2 separate regions of the Homo sapiens genome follow, and region 2 is linked to region 1. Evidence: read pairs that join two places in POLR2A ChIA-PET (ENCODE). Cell type or tissue: OCI-LY7. All regions are shown on one strand.

Region 1 (2,500 bases):
AGCTGCAGAAACTCAGGAACCAGAGAGAGAAGTTTCTCACCACCTTCCTGCCCCCATTGCCTGGGGGTCCAAAGGCTAGTTCAGAACAGCGACCTGGCAGATTCAACTAACAACTAAGGCAGTTCTCTAGGGTCCAGAGATGCAGGGTATGGTGGTGGTTTTAAAATGCCTGTAGTCTTTGACACACCCTCCTTCCCATCAAGAAGAGGAATGTAATTTCCTTTCTCTGAAGGTGAGGGGGCCTTAGGAATTCACTTGCAAGAAACAGAATGCAGCAGAAATGACTGACTGACTTCAGAGGCTAGGTTAGAAAAAGTGATACAGCTTCCTCCTGGCTCTCTCTGGGGACATTCACCCTTGGAAACCAGGCAACATGCCTGGAGGAAGCCCAGACCACAAGGCCACGCAGGTGTTCTCGTCAAGGGCCTCTGCTGAGACCCCACGTGACAGCCAGCACCGACCACCACTCTGCGTGTGAGTGCCTTGGAGTTGGCCCCAGGCCGCTCCGCCTGACTGCACCTGAGAGACACGCTGAGGGAGAACAGCTTAACTGAGCCCACAGCTCCCAGACCATGCAGGCTCATCATCACCATTATAAGTGAATGTCATTGTTTTGTGCCACCAAGTCGGGATGGTCTGTCAGGCAGCAATGGAACAGTGGGCTGAGGTGTATTTCCAGGAGCTGCAGGGCAAGATCCAAAGTCCCAGTCCAGTTGAAGATGCCAGCTGTGTTGGATGTGAGCAAACTGGCCCGGGACGCACCGTGGCCAGGCCTGGGCCTAGGCTAGCACTGAGAGAGCGGGCCTGCAGAGCTGAGGATGCAGGCTGGGAGTCTTCCTCCACATACTGTACTGGGGGTAGGGCAACCTTGGGGAGCTCCAAGACTCAGGGTGCTCCTGCGACCCTTGGAGCAGTCCAGGTTGATCCCATGGGGCCGTATCTGTAGCCCTGCTCCTCCATGAAGGGCCAGCAGGGCCTGTCCCCTCTGAGCGACAGAAGGGTCAGCATGGCTGGCAGAACCAGTCACACACTTAGAACAGCTGAGCTGGGGATGCTTGAGGCTACCAAGAGCAAAACCAAGCATCCGAAGCCTTCTCAAAGGCTGACGCTGCCAAAGCCATCTTGAGTGACAAACCCAAACCCAAGCTCTCCCTGAGGTTGACAAACCCCATTGCTTATCTGCCAACTCCCTGGTGAGCAAACAGCTAAATAATTTACTAATTAATGCTTCCTTTCTTTAAAAGAGTTTCACTCCCTAAAAAGAAACAGGAAAAAGCAATGGCAGGGAGTTCTGAAATCCTCTCTGGCATGACTCTGCTTTGAAAGGGCAAATGTGCTGGCGCATGGAACAAGATCTCCTGTAGTCACACTCCACCTACTGGGAACTGAGGGTTATGCCATCAATACTCACCAGAGGGATGACATGCATCACAGGCCCTTTCCAGCATCATCATTTAAGCAGCTGTCAAAACGTAGTATCAAAGGCAAAACTGAGGTACAGCGCCCCAACTGGGGCCACCAACTTCATATTAACTACACTTTTTCTCACCTTACTCAAAAGTGAACAGTTCTGGTAAAAACAATTGACCATGGAAAAATAACACTTCATGCTACAAACTGAAGACTGGAATTCCTACTTGGGAATGGAAAATGCTTGATAAGAATGGGTACTCCATATGTCTTCGAAGACCCCAGTTGACTAGTTCAAGGTAAAAGTTAAATATTAAAATAATTAAAATAAATTAAATTAAAAGAACTCTATCCTTACCCATGCTGCCCTACACCTTCTAGGGAAAATGTGCTGCTGCTGCAGTTACCTCCCTTTGGGATGTTATTGGATTCTCTTCATTTCTCCAAGGCTTAGCTACCTGACATGCAAGACGAAGCTAACAATACCAGCCCTCCCGAAAATGGGCCTCAAGGAACTGCAGGTCACTATGACTGCAAAGCCTTTCATAAATATTTAGACTCTTAAAGCCAAAATCATGAATTCTCTCCATCTTTGCACCGATCTTACTACTTCAAACCTGAACTGGCAAAGTTGTTCTTAGACAAATTTAAATCTAGATGATTTACCTTTGTTACTTTGTCCATTCTCCTTCTGGGATGAAAAAGAAGTTCAGGAAAACAGGCATTCAGGGAACGGTACTTGGGGTATCGGACATCCTGTGGCCAATGTGAGAAAGCACCTCAGCATGATGAAACAGAATTCTCGGAGCCGGGAGGGCCAGCTCCAACTGTTGCTGTAAATAGCTAAGCAACTTCTCCATACTGGCCTGACCCACTCCCATTTCAGAAGAAGGCAAGTCCTCTTCTCCCCATTTCAATTATCACTGTCTGAATTCAAGTCTTGCACTATTTCAACAGCCTCCTATCCCCTTCCTATCCCCTTCCAAAGGCCTTCCCCACTGCTACCAAGCCAACTAAAAATGCAAATCTGATTTTATACATAATTCAACTCTAACTTCAATTCAAAGCTTTATCCTAAGGAAATTGATAT
Region 2 (2,500 bases), 85 kb before region 1:
AACAGATGAATTTTATGGTATATAAATTATATCCTCAATAAAACTGTCAAAAATGTGAACACACTAAATAAATACTCCAATCAAAGGCAGATTGTCGGACTGGATTAAAAAAGCAAAAGCTAGCTATATCCTGTCTACAAGAGAAGTACTTTATATTAAAAGACACGAATAGGTTGAAAGTAAAAGAATAAAACATGTCATGCAAACAGCAAGCATGAGAGAGCTGAAGTGGCTATATTAATATTGGACAGACCAAATATTCTAGAGACATTATTAGAGACAAAGGACATTTCATGGTGATAAAGGGTCAACACTGTTGGATGATAGAATTACAAACATATATGCTTAAAGCAAATGAATTCCACAATAGATGAACCCAAAACTGACAGAATTGAAAGGGAAAATAGGCAAATTCACAATTTAGTTGGAGATTTCTATACTCCTCTCTTAGTAACTGGTAGAATGAGTAGACAGAAAAAAACACTAAGGATATAGAATAGACCTGGGCATATAACAGGTGCTTGATACATATTTGTTAAATAGATGAATTCTAGCCAAGTCAGTTTTTACAACATTCCCAGAGCTTGATCCACTCGGGAGAACTAGGAGGAAACAAAAAAGCAAGCCTGAACCGAATGTATACTATACACCCAAGGCACTCTGTTCAGGATAATATACAGATTAGTTCATTGAGTCCTTACAATACTACTTTTTTGTTAGAAAAAGAATGGTAACGTTTCTGAAATTAAGAACTGAGGATAGAGCGTGGTAAGGCCAGGGTAGTATAAGACTGAAATAGCCAGCTGGCTTTTCCCACCTAGTAAGGGCCAACATAAATGTCAGTTTTGATCACCAAAACTCTAACTTCAATTGGAAAAAAAAATCTTAGATTTTGCAAAAAAAAAAAAAAAAAGTGTGTGAAACTGTAAAAGGCTGTTTTGCACACAAAGACTATCTTCAAACGGTTTGTTCGGAGAAGAATCTCCCTGTAGCAGACTGTTTAACCGCCACAAACTCCTGCCATCCTGGCAAGGACATCCTTTTGCTATGTGGCTTTGCCACTCATCCCATGCAGGGAAGGGTCTATTTTTCTAATCCTTTGAGACTGGGCTGGCCTTGTGACTTTGACAGTAGAATTTGGCAGAAATGAGGCCCTGAGAATTCTGGAGCCTCAGCCTCAAGAGGACTGGAAGCTTCCAACTTCAACCTCTTGGAACTCAGAGATGCCCAGTTCCAGCTCACTGGAGGAGTGAAGTCACGTGGCGGAGAACTGAGGCACACTGCACTGGCAGCCTGCACCAACTGCCAAACCACCTCGAACCTTCCGGCCCAGCTGACATCCAGCCGAATGAAGCCACATGAGTAAGTCCAGGTGAAACCAGCAGAGGACCTGCCAAGCCAACCCACAGAATTGGGAGGAAAATATTATTGTTTTTTAAGCCACTAAGATTTGGGGTAGTTTTTTGGGGGTTAGCAAACATAACATTGATCAAATGAGCCAGACACATGAGTATATTATACTGAATAACTCCATTTATATAAATTTCAAGAAGAGGTCAAGAACTTGAGGGGGTGGGTGGTGTCTGAATTACATAGGTATATGCACTTTGTGAAAATTCTCCAGGCTGGGATTGGGTGAATCTGCCTTCTTACATTCCTCTGAAGGGATGAAGGGATTCTCTGCGGAAAGGAACCATCAGAACCCCTGCACAATATTTTTTTTTTTTTTTTTTTTTTTTTTGGCGATGGAGTCTTACTTTGTCACCCAGGCTAGAGTGTAGTGGCACGATCTCGGCTCACTGAGAACTCCACCTCCCGGATTCAAGCGATTCTCACTCCTCAGCCTCCAGGGTAGCTGAGATTACAGGCGCATGCCACCACACCTGGCTAATTTTTGTACTTTTAGTAGAGACGGTGTTTCACCATGTTGGCCAGGCTGGTCTCGAACTCCTGACCTCAAGTGATCCGCCTGCCTTGGCCTCCCAAAGTGCTGGGATTATAGGCGTGAGCAACTGCGCCCAGCAGAACCCCTGCACAGTGTTCTATACGGGGCACATGCTCAGTCAGCAAATACCTACCCCACCATTGGTATGTGCCAAGTGCTGTGCCGGTAGTGAGGAGCCTCTGGAGAACCACACTGATACGGCCCTGTCCCAGCAGCACTTACAATTCACTAACACAGAATAAAAGGTAGTGTGAATAGCAGCAAAAGAAAAAAAAATGACTCCACCAGGAAAGAGGATATGAAAATAAATGCCAGAAAGTAGCACACAGCCGGCTGCAAAGTGAGCTGCATAGCAAATTCTCTGCAGTGTCCCTCCCCACACAGCAACATTAACTTTCACTATGCTTCTGTCTTTTTCTATTTTTATTTTTATTTTTTTGAGACACAGTCTTGCTCTGTCACCCAGGCTGGGGTGCAATGGCACAAATTTCAGCTCTCTGAAGCCTCAACCTCTTGGGCTCAAGCGATCTTCCCATCTCAGCCTCCCAAGTAGCT

What was found. ChIA-PET counts read pairs that join two places held together with the same protein. Peaks named below come from ENCODE experiments on the same cell type or tissue, not always from the same donor. Only the 100,000 strongest peaks of a DNase experiment are listed, where the experiment ranks them.
Region 2: POLR2A ChIA-PET joins it to region 1 with 7 read pairs; 1 of 35 experiments calls an interaction of 5 or more read pairs at or near these places.

Annotation. Positions count from the first base shown.
Region 1 is chr2:231,226,375-231,228,874 of GRCh38, reverse strand. ARMC9 (armadillo repeat containing 9) reads right to left here. Exons shown (of 25, transcript NM_001352754.2): 7 at 2,077-2,101. Among named protein-coding and RNA genes, the nearest start is that of ARMC9, 29 kb to the right of the region's middle. RefSeq lists an enhancer at 422-491. In OCI-LY7, a CTCF peak has its summit at 1,387; DNase peaks (open chromatin) are centred at 434 and 1,374; H3K4me3 peaks cover 752 bases; H3K27ac peaks cover 1,291 bases.
Region 2 is chr2:231,311,012-231,313,511 of GRCh38, reverse strand. The region is part of intron 19 of ARMC9 (armadillo repeat containing 9); the gene reads right to left. Among named protein-coding and RNA genes, the nearest start is that of MIR4777, 50 kb to the left of the region's middle. RefSeq lists an enhancer at 2,140-2,189. In OCI-LY7, a CTCF peak has its summit at 1,387; DNase peaks (open chromatin) are centred at 1,301 and 2,271; H3K27ac peaks cover 1,626 bases.